Linked DNA regions of Homo sapiens: region 1 is linked to region 2. The links are chromatin loops, found by intact Hi-C in ENCODE. Cell type or tissue: K562. All regions are shown on one strand.

Evidence for each region. Peaks named below come from ENCODE experiments on the same cell type or tissue, not always from the same donor. Only the 100,000 strongest peaks of a DNase experiment are listed, where the experiment ranks them.
Region 1: it touches region 2 in a loop (6-fold over the local background); 9 of 110 quality-filtered maps call a loop at or near these places.

Annotation. Positions count from the first base shown.
Region 1 is chr10:70,741,468-70,746,467 of GRCh38, forward strand. ADAMTS14 (ADAM metallopeptidase with thrombospondin type 1 motif 14) reads left to right here. Exons shown (of 22, transcript NM_080722.4): 13 at 2,081-2,214; 14 at 2,599-2,722; 15 at 3,759-3,839. Among named protein-coding and RNA genes, the nearest start is that of TBATA, 41 kb to the right of the region's middle. RefSeq lists enhancers at 1,066-1,360, 1,600-2,403, 3,935-4,104. In K562, a CTCF peak has its summit at 2,288; DNase peaks (open chromatin) are centred at 623, 1,204, 2,050 and 2,594; H3K4me3 peaks cover 1,939 bases.
Region 2 is chr10:70,665,076-70,670,075 of GRCh38, forward strand. No RefSeq gene overlaps it. Among named protein-coding and RNA genes, the nearest start is that of ADAMTS14, 4.9 kb to the right of the region's middle. RefSeq lists a cis regulatory region at 2,032-2,687. In K562, no CTCF peak of the experiment used is centred here; DNase peaks (open chromatin) are centred at 33 and 2,326.

The DNA.
Region 1 (5,000 bases), 76 kb after region 2:
GGCCGGCAGCAGTGTTGGCTGTTAGGGTTGCCTGCCTTTCGTCTTCTGTCCCTACCTGCAGGGAGAAGAATTATATAGGTGCAGGCGCCCTTCCCGTTGCATGACCAGTGTCCTGAGGAGCTCAGTCCTATTACACGCTGTGTTTTTAGGTTTTACTGATTGGGTTGTGGTTTCAGCAGAGTCGATGAGATGATTTTGGAAGGCACGCAGATAGGATCTGGTGGGATCTTCATAACGACTCTCTAGGCTGCCCTGGGACATACACAGGACTTCTAGACTCCTGTAAAGAGTCTGAATTTGGGGACCATAGTGGTGCCAGTTCCCATCTATTTTTGAGTGTTTCCAGTGATGGCTCCATAGCGGCAGAGCATCCAGTGAAGGGTTGGGATTCGTGGCAAGTCAGAGCCTCGGCTGGAAGAGCCCTCAATGATCCTCTGATTCCAGCTTTCCCCTGCCAGCCTCTCCATGGGTCCTCCATGGACAGATGCTCATTCTCCATCACACAACTCTTGGCCCAGACAGCTCCCATCAGGACGGGCTTTCCTCCCTGGAGCCTGGGCTCCACCCCAGAACTGTCAGCTCTTCAGCTCTGGTCTAGAATGACAGACTCTTCAGGTTGGAAGGGACCTCAGAGGCCTGTCATTGCCAGATTCTTCCAGAGCATCCTTGCAGGGGGTGTCTTCTCTCTGCTTGGATTCCTCCTACTCTGGGGAGCTCACCACTCCCTTCGCACTGTTGCTGCCCAGAGAGCTTCCGTTGCTGCCCAGAGAGCTGCCTGCCTGGGTCAGGATCCTGCCTGTCCTGGGTTGGAGCTCCCCCAGACCCAGGTCCCTACAGGAATCTGGTTCCTGTGGATGAAATCCAAGGTGGTCTTGGAGGTTGTGGCTTCCGTTGCTGCCTAGAGAGCTGCCTGCCTGGGTCAGGATCCTGCCTGTCCTGGGTTGGAGCTCCCCCAGACCCAGGTCCCTACAGGAATCTGGTTCCTGTGGATGAAATCCAAGGTGGTCTTGGAGGTTGTGGCTCCAGACTTGAGTCCTTCATGCTGGAGACAAGGAGTTACCAGCTGTGCTGGAGCCCAGGGACCAGAGCAGAGCCCAAGAGTTTCCTTAGTAATTGGCTGAGGGAATCTTGGTTTGAAAGCCTTCCAGATCCATTCAGAAACCAAACCAGCAGCCACAGCGTTGGGGAGAGGAGGGGCTGGGAGGCCCGTGGGGCAGCTGGACTTTGGGTTTTTCCCAGGACTGTTAGACGAATTCCAGGAAGTTAGCTAAGCCCCCAACTTCCTTTTTTCTAAGAAGCACAGTAAGTGTTTATATATGCTCTGGAACCTCCTTTTTAGGATATCTATAGCCCACATAAAGAAGGAAACATTTAATTGTTAGGACCAGAAAGGACTCTCTTTCTCCCTGACTGTTGCTCCATTTTGCAAACCCAGATACAGACCACTTTTCTGCCTTTTTTTCACGCAGCCTTCTAATGTTTACAAACATGTTAAGACGCATGTCATACATGTGCACAGTGAAGTTTTGTAGGGGTCAGAGCAGGACTCAGGCAAGACTGCTAAGGTTAGAATCCAGGCTGAACCACTTATCGTGTGGTTGTGTGGACTTGAGCAAGTTCCTTAACCTCTCTGGTCCTCAATTTCCTCCTCTGTAATGCTAGCACCTACCTCATTGAGGTGTTGAGAGGGTTAAATGAGTTAATTCATGAAAAGCCATTAAAGCTGTATTTTAAGGGCATGTGAAGGTTTTAGAAATATCTAGTACATAGTAAGCATTCACTAAGCATTGGCTTATTATTACTTTATCACTTGATTTTTCTCAATAAGCCGATGTGGCATTTTACTGATTAGGGATAATAAAAATAGGGAACAAAGGCTGGGAGAGGTCAGAGCATTTACCCAAGGTCACATGGCTAATAAGTGACACAGCAGGGATTTTCAGCCCCCGTGCCACACCCAGTGCTCCCCCAACTGTCCAGAGCTGGCCCCGGAGCTTTCTGGCTGGACCACATACTGATCTGTCCTGGGCCACTTTCTCTGAGCCCAGCTGGGGACTCAGCATAGTCCCTCTCCCTACAGACGCCCAGAAGTGTGAGCTGATCTGCCAGTCGGCGGACACGGGGGACGTGGTGTTCATGAACCAGGTGGTTCACGATGGGACACGCTGCAGCTACCGGGACCCATACAGCGTCTGTGCGCGTGGCGAGTGTGTGGTGGGTGCACCCCCAGCCACCCCGACTACCGGCACAGGGAGACTGGAGGGCTGCACTGTAGCCCCTCCTGCCTGGGAAGATGAGCATTGCCTCACCGGCCCACTCGCAACACCCTGTTGGTCCTCAGCATAGCCCTGGGGTGCTGGAAGGGGCTAATTATTGCTCAGCCCCATTGGAGGGGAGAGGAGATGGCAAGAATCCTCATCACGCCGGGTGTAAGACCTCACCCAGGTCCCACGGTGAATTCGTGCCAGAATCCTGTCCAGGGACATCTCCCAGGCCAGAGGTCTTCTCCTGACCAGGGCCTGGGGATGGGAATGGGAGCCCCGGGGTGGCGGTGGGGGCAGGGGAGCCTCCTCCCACTGACCTCACCTCTGGCCTCAGCCTGTCGGCTGTGACAAGGAGGTGGGGTCCATGAAGGCGGATGACAAGTGTGGAGTCTGCGGGGGTGACAACTCCCACTGCAGGACTGTGAAGGGGACGCTGGGCAAGGCCTCCAAGCAGGCAGGTGAGCCGGGCTGGGGCTGGGGGGATGACGAGGGCTGACTGGAGTTCTTGCCGTCCCTCAGGGGGCCCTCCCTCCTTGAACTGTGCCACAGTCTGGGGTGGGGAGAAGGGGCCCTGGGGCCCATCTCCAGGCCTTCCTGGGCTGCCCAGGCTGGTGAGCCAGGTGCTGCAGCCAGTCACCTCACCTTTCAGGCAAGCTCCTCCCTGAGTTTGGGGCCCAGGAGCTCCAAGAGACATTTTCCCGCTAGGTAAAGTTTTGTGATGGGAGCTCGGCCATCCCTTGGACCTTGGGACTATTGGTGGGTGGGAGGCATCAGACAGATCTAAAGGTGTAGCCAAGACTGGACTGATAATTTTCTTTTCCTCTCTCCTTCCTTATTTTTTTTTAAACCTGTGGCACTTTCTGCTTTGAATTCCTGGTATCTTTGAGTTCCTTGACTTTCCTCTCTACCTCCAATCTGACCAGACTTGCTGTGGAAAAGAACCAGATATCAGTCCTTCACACTTTAGTATAAATGGGGCCTATTTTCCCTTGGGAGATGTTACACTTTGTCTCACCTTTGATTGTTGGGGACAAGGTTGGTGGCTCTGAGAAAGTCCAGGCCTTGGGTCGGGAGGGCCAGGGCGGCTCAGGACAGTCATGTGGAGTCTTCATGGCCTTTATCATTTAAATCCCATCAGTAGCAAGTAGCTTAAGGTGTGAGAAGAAGCAGGGAGAGAGAGTCAGAGGAGCAAAAAGGGACGGGGGGAAGGGCAGAAGTGAGACGGAGAGGAAGAGGGTCAGGAAAGAGGGAAGTAATAGCAGCTCTCACACACACGGAGGCCCTTAGAGTTTACAGGACATGTCTCATTCGATCCTCCCAGCACCCTCATGGAGAAGGTCTCATCCTCAGTTTACAAATGAGGATACAGAGATTCAGAGAGGTTCTGTGATCAAATGAGATGTTCCTGGGTGCCCAGTGAGGGAGTGGGGGACGCTGGGCAGTGGGACCACCAGCTTAGGATGCTCACGACTTCTGGATCCCTGTGTGTGGCAGGAGCTCTCAAGCTGGTGCAGATCCCAGCAGGTGCCAGGCACATCCAGATTGAGGCACTGGAGAAGTCCCCCCACCGCATTGGTGAGTGCTGGGGTGCTGGGAGGGGACAGCAGGGCCCCAGGCCCTGCCCTCTGACTTGGGGGAGCTGGGAGACCAGAGGACAAGATTCTAGTACAAGTGGAATTGTACTAACTGGAGTAATGGGCAGAGACCCCCTTTTCATTTTATTTTAAATTTATGCTGCATGGGTAACCCATTCCATGGTTTACATTTCAGAAGGTCTCAAAGGGGACCTAGTAAAGAGTCCCCTTTCTACCCCTGTACCCTGGGGGCAGTTTTCTTCCCTAAGGGCAACTACTGTTAATAATTTCTTGTGCACATAGATGGCTGTTAAAGGAAAGCCATGTTCACAGAGTGTATCAGTCAGCTTTTGCTGCCTAACACACCACTCCAAAACTTAGTGGCTTCAAACAAGAATAATTCTTAGCTCACGGTCCTATGGGTCATCAGTTTGGGCTGGGCTCTGTGGGGTGGTTCTTCTACTTGTCTTCTTGGACCAAGTCATGCAGATGCCCTCAGCTGGTAGGTCTCTGGGAGCTGGTTGGTCTAGGATGGCCTCGCTCACATGTCTGGTGGTTGGTACTGGCTGTCAGCTGGGGTCATGGAGGTGGCAGGGCTGTGTCCTCAACAGGCTAACCCAGTGTTATTCACATTATATCTGTCACATAGTCCTCAGGAATGGCTTGTGTCATGTTTTCTAGCGTCCCATTAGTCCAAATCACATGGACAAGCCCAGATTTAAGGGGTAGAAACATAGACTAGCTCTTGATGGTAGAAGTGGTGAAGTTACTGTGCAAAGCAGCATGCATAGAGGAATAGGAGGAATGTAGAGGCATTCTGCAGTCTACCACACAGGCCCTTACATTATTCTCATTATAATCATACTTAAACACCAAGCCACTAAATGAGGTGACACCCTTGTGCTTGTAACAGTTATCTAACTATGAAGCTAGGCTCGATTAAAAATGAGAATACCACAATAAGTTAATAAATTTAAATTAAGGCCATTAATATAATATGAGTGATGTTTTGTTTCGTTTTTGCTGAAACTAAATTGGCTGTCAAAAAATGGACATGTCCAGAGAGGCAAATCCACAGACAGAGAGAGAATAGATCCGTGGCTGCCAGGGGCTGGGGAAGGAAAGAGGCATGACGGCTAATGGGTATCAGGTTTCTTTTTGG
Region 2 (5,000 bases):
AGCCCCTCTCCCGCACATCTGGAGGCTTCTGGAGCTCTGCCAGACTCCTGGAGTTCAGATGCAGCACCAGCCCAGGCTTTGGAGACAGGGGATAGGAGATGAGAGTGGTGGCCTTGAATTAGGAGCAAGTCACAGATCTTCAGTTAGTGAGTTTGCTCTCAGTCTTCATTTGGCCCCAGTTTTCTTTTTCTTTTTCTTTTTTTTTTTCTTGAGACTCAGTCTCACTCTGTCATCTAGTCAAGTGATCATGGCTCACTGCAGGCTCGACCTCCTTGGGCTCAGGTGATTCTCCCACCTCAGCCTCCCCAAGTAGCTGGGACTACAGGTGCACCACCACGCCTGGCTAATTTTGTATTTTTTGTAGAGACAGGGTTTTGCCATGTTGCTCAGGAAAGTCTTGAACTCCTGGGCTCAAGTGATCCACTGGCCTCAGCTTCCCAAAGGGCTGGGGATTAGAGGTGTGAGCCATTGCTCCCAGCCTGGCCCCAGTTTTCAAGGCTTTGTTTAGAACAGTGATTCTTAAATTTGAGCATGCATCAGAGTCCCCTGGAGGACAGGTTAAAACAGATTGCTGGGCCCCTTCCCCAGAGTTTCTGGTTGAGTAGGCCTGGGGTGAGGCCTGAGAATGTGCCTGTCTAAAAACTTTCAAGTGATGCTGATTCTGCTGCACAGGGGGACGCTGATTTGAGAACCACTGGCTTAGAGCTGCTGTGCATGACGGTGGCTCTCAGGTAGCAGCAGGAAGAGACTCAGACTCTTCTTCCTCTTCCTTCCCTTTGGGCTGAGGTAGGAACTAACGATGAATGACCAAAGGGGGAACCAATATCACCAATACTCTAAGATCACTGTGAACCAGGAACCAGGAGACTTGAGGTGTTATCCTGCCCCTGAATGATCTTTCTGTGTGGTGTTGCAAGGTCAACTCTGCTCTCTGGGTCTCAGTTTGCCCCTCTGTACAATAGGCAGGTGGTGTTTTTCTGCATGTGTTGTCGTTTCCACTAACAAACAGTTTTATAAAATAAGGAGGCTGGGCACGGTGGCTCACGCCTGTAATCCCAGCACTTTGGGAGGCCGAGGCGGGCAGATCACCTGAGGTCAGGAGTTCAAGACCAGCCTGACCAACATGGTGAAACCCCATCTCTACTAAAAATACAAAAATTACAGGCCCATGCCTGTAATCCCAGCTACTTGGGAGGCTGAGGCAGGGGAATCGCTTGAACCCAGGAGACAGAGGTTGCAGTGAGCCAAGATCGAGTCATTGCACTCCAGCCTGGACAACAAGAGTGAAACTCCATCTCAAAATAATAATAATAATAATAATAATAATAATAATAATAATAATAACCAAGGAAAACAAAATGAACTAAGTGATCTCCAAGAAGGTGGAGGTGGGAGAATCTCTTGGCAGCATCACCGTGTGCCTGGAAGCCTGGGAGCTGGAATCTGACTTGGGTTTGAATATGGCTCTGATATTTACCAGCTATGAGTGCTGTGAGCACTGGCAGAGCTGCCCAACCTGGCAGAGTCTTAGACTCCTCTTCTGCAAGTGGGGATGAGGATGCTGACCTTACAAAGTTGTTGCAGGAGTGGAGGTAAATGTATAAAGGGGCTGGCCAACAAATATTAGCTATGATGATTATATTTGTTATTTTTAATATCTTTTCAAGGCTTGGCAACTCAGAAAGGCAACTCATCTCCTGCATCCGTGCCTGACTGTGGAGCCTGGTGATGTTTGTTGATGGCCACTCAGAATTTACACACATGTGTCTCACGTTTTCCCCTGGAATGATTATTCTGGGAAATGCTTGACTTGCCAAATTTTCCGTGAACTGTTCTTTCTCCAACTTCCGTTCATTTGATTACTAATTTAACTAATATTTATTAAGGGCCTCCCATGTGCCCAACACAGGGTAGCCACTGGGGATACAATGAGGAGAGAACCCCAAATGTGGTCCCTGTTCCCTGTGAAACTCAGTCTGGGGGAAGCAGGTGTTCATCTGTGAATCACAGAGAATCAGGAGAAACTCAACAGCAAAAACTGCTGTGCAGGGGCCCAGAGATGGTACAACAGCAGGTGGATTTGACCTGGTTGGGAGGCCAGGACAGGCTTGGGGAAGAGAGAACTAAAAGGATGATGTCTGAGGGTAGCAGGCATTGACTGGGAGAAGAGAGAGGGTTGGGCATTATGGGCAGAGAGAACAGCCTGTTGTGCAAAGGTGCCTGCAAGGAGCTAGGCTGGAGGGTTACCCAGTGTACGTGACCTCAGTGACTTTTCACCCCACCTTAACTCTGCTTATCTTTAGAAAACAGGACATCCGAGGTCAGAAGTTCCCCCTCGTGACTAAGCAGCTAAGACTGGTGGGATCCAAGATGACAGTTCCCTTGACCTCTGAAGAACCTCTAACTTCATTATAATCTAATTTCCAGGCTAAATGACACTCTTACCATCATGACCACAGTTGATAATCACCATGCCAATGGCTAGAACAAACCACGAAAGGACAAAAAGGAAGGTGGCAACTCTGGTTCCCAGAAGTTCTCCGCCCATTCCCAGAGAAGGCATGAATATTCCTCCCCTTGTTTTCAATGCTCAACATCTTTATTAAAGATGCCCTGTATCTGTGACTTCCCAGCACTCACAAGCTGAGCAGTGTTGTGGGAAGTCAGGAACCCGGAATGGAGGGACCGGCTGAAGCCATGGCAGAAGAACATGGATTGAGAAGATTTCATGGACATTTATTAGTTCCCGAAATTAATACTTTTATAATTTCTTACGCCTGTCTTTACTGCAACCTCTGAACATAAATTGTGAAGATTTCATCGACACTTATCACTTCCCTAATCAATACCCTTGTGATTTCCTATGCCTGTCTTTACTTTAATCTCTTAATCCCATCATCTTTGTAAACTGAGGAGGATGTATGTCGCCTCAGGACCCTGTGATGATTGCGTTAACTGCACGAATTGTTGGTAGAGCATGTGTGTTTAAACAATAGAAAATCTGGGCACCTTGAAAAAAGAACAGGATAGCAGCAATGTTCAGGGAACAAGAGAGATAACCTTAAACTCTGAGCACTGGTGAGCCAGATGGAACAGAGCCATATTTCTCTTCTTTCAAAAGCAAATGGGAGAAATATTGCTGAATTCTTTTTCTCAGCAAGGAACATCCCTGAGAAAGAGAATGCGTCCCTGGGGGTAGGCCTCTAACATGGCCGCTTCGGGGGGCAGCCGTCTTTTATGGTCGAAGCTGTAGGGATGAAATAAGCCTCAGTCTCCCGTAGCGCTCCCAGGCTTATTAGGAAGAGGAAATTCCCGCCTAATAAATTTTGGTCATACCAGTTGTCTGCTCTCAAAACCTGTCTCCTGATAAGATGTTATCAATGACAACATGTGCCCGAAACTTCATTAGCGATTTTAATTTTGCCCCGGTCCTGTGGTCCTGTGATCTTGCCCTGTCTCCATTTGCCTTGTGATATTCTATTACCTTGTGGAGCACGTGATCTCTGTGACTCACACCCTATTCATACACTCCCTCCCTTTTTGAAAATCACTAATAAAAACTTGCTGGTTTTGCGGCTTGTGGGGCATCATGGAACCTGCTGACAGTTGATTCGTGAGCCAAGCTCCCACTTCTCAATTCCATGGCCATTAAATAAAGCCTGCACTGCTTGATGCTCACTCTCAGTTTTGCGTACTGACTTTGTGACACCAAACGGAGAATAATACCTCATTTTTTTGAGAGGACCAGCTTTGTCCGTAACAGAGGCAGGAAGGTGGGCACAGGGAGTCTGATCTTTGTTCCAAGAGGAACAGAGCCTTTGGAGGTTTAATAGCAGAGAGGGCCATGTGATGTCTCAAACATCTCTGGGTGTAGTTGGAGGAGAGATTCCGGGGCCCGGAGAAGAGTGGGGTTATCTGTTAGGACAAACCTACAGCAGTGTCCACAGAGGGCTGCTGGTGGCCTGCTGGGAGATGGGGTTGCATTTGAAATGGAAAGAAGTTACTGTATTTGGAATATCCTTTGGAGTCAACTCCACAGGACTTGGAGGGGATTGATGTGGTGGGTGAGAGAGGTGACTAGGGTGGTCCAGCTGTCTGACTTCCTAACTGGCTATCCAGGGTGGATGGTGATGGCTTTCAGTGAGCTAGGGTGGAACTCCTCTTCTCCAGAGCATTTCAGAGCCCTACTGGTCACTTGTCACACCATGGGTTGGAAGACAAGGACCCTCTTCCTGTGTTTCAGAGTACTCATCTCCTCCAGGTGTGGATAAAACAGGTAAACACTTAGCACAGCAGCTGGTTCTCAACAAATGATAGCTGCCTGCTGGACCCCCTGCCTCTGGGTCACTCTCGTGGAGCTGTTGGCCTCTTGCTGCAGAGACCTATCACAAGCTGACACTCTTACTTCCTTGTGGGGGCATCTGGGACTCCTGCTGGGGTGGGGATATTTTGTCTCAACCTTGAACCTCCTCATCTTTATCTTGGAAGATGGAGCAAGAGGGGAAGAGAGCTGGCGCTCAGCAGAGGTTGTGCTTTTCTGAAGCCAGGGGAACTGGCCCTCCTCTAAACTAGCTGTGTGACCAGAGGCAAGTCTGCTTTCCTCTCCAGACCTCAGTTTACCTAACTATAAAATGGAGTGGGGCACAGGACTGGAGATTGCCTCTCAACCCCTCTATCTCCAAATCTCTGCATTTTTGTTTATGCTCAAAGGAACGTGGGTGGAGGCTGGGACCACCTTGCTCCTCAGGGTCAAATCCTGGGCCGTTGCCCAAGCCCCAGCCCACTCATTACATCTGTTTCAAACTCTTGCCACAGTCACCTTTTGGGGATAGACACCTCCACTTTGTCTTTCTGGCCTACCTGTCACAGGAGCCTTCCATGGGCTCTAGCTAGTCCAGCCTTTTCTCCTCCTGCCTGGGAGGCTCATGGCAGGCCGCCCCCTCCTGCCCATGCTCGTGCCATTCCCAACCAGGAACACTGCTTCCTCTCTGTCTCCCCTG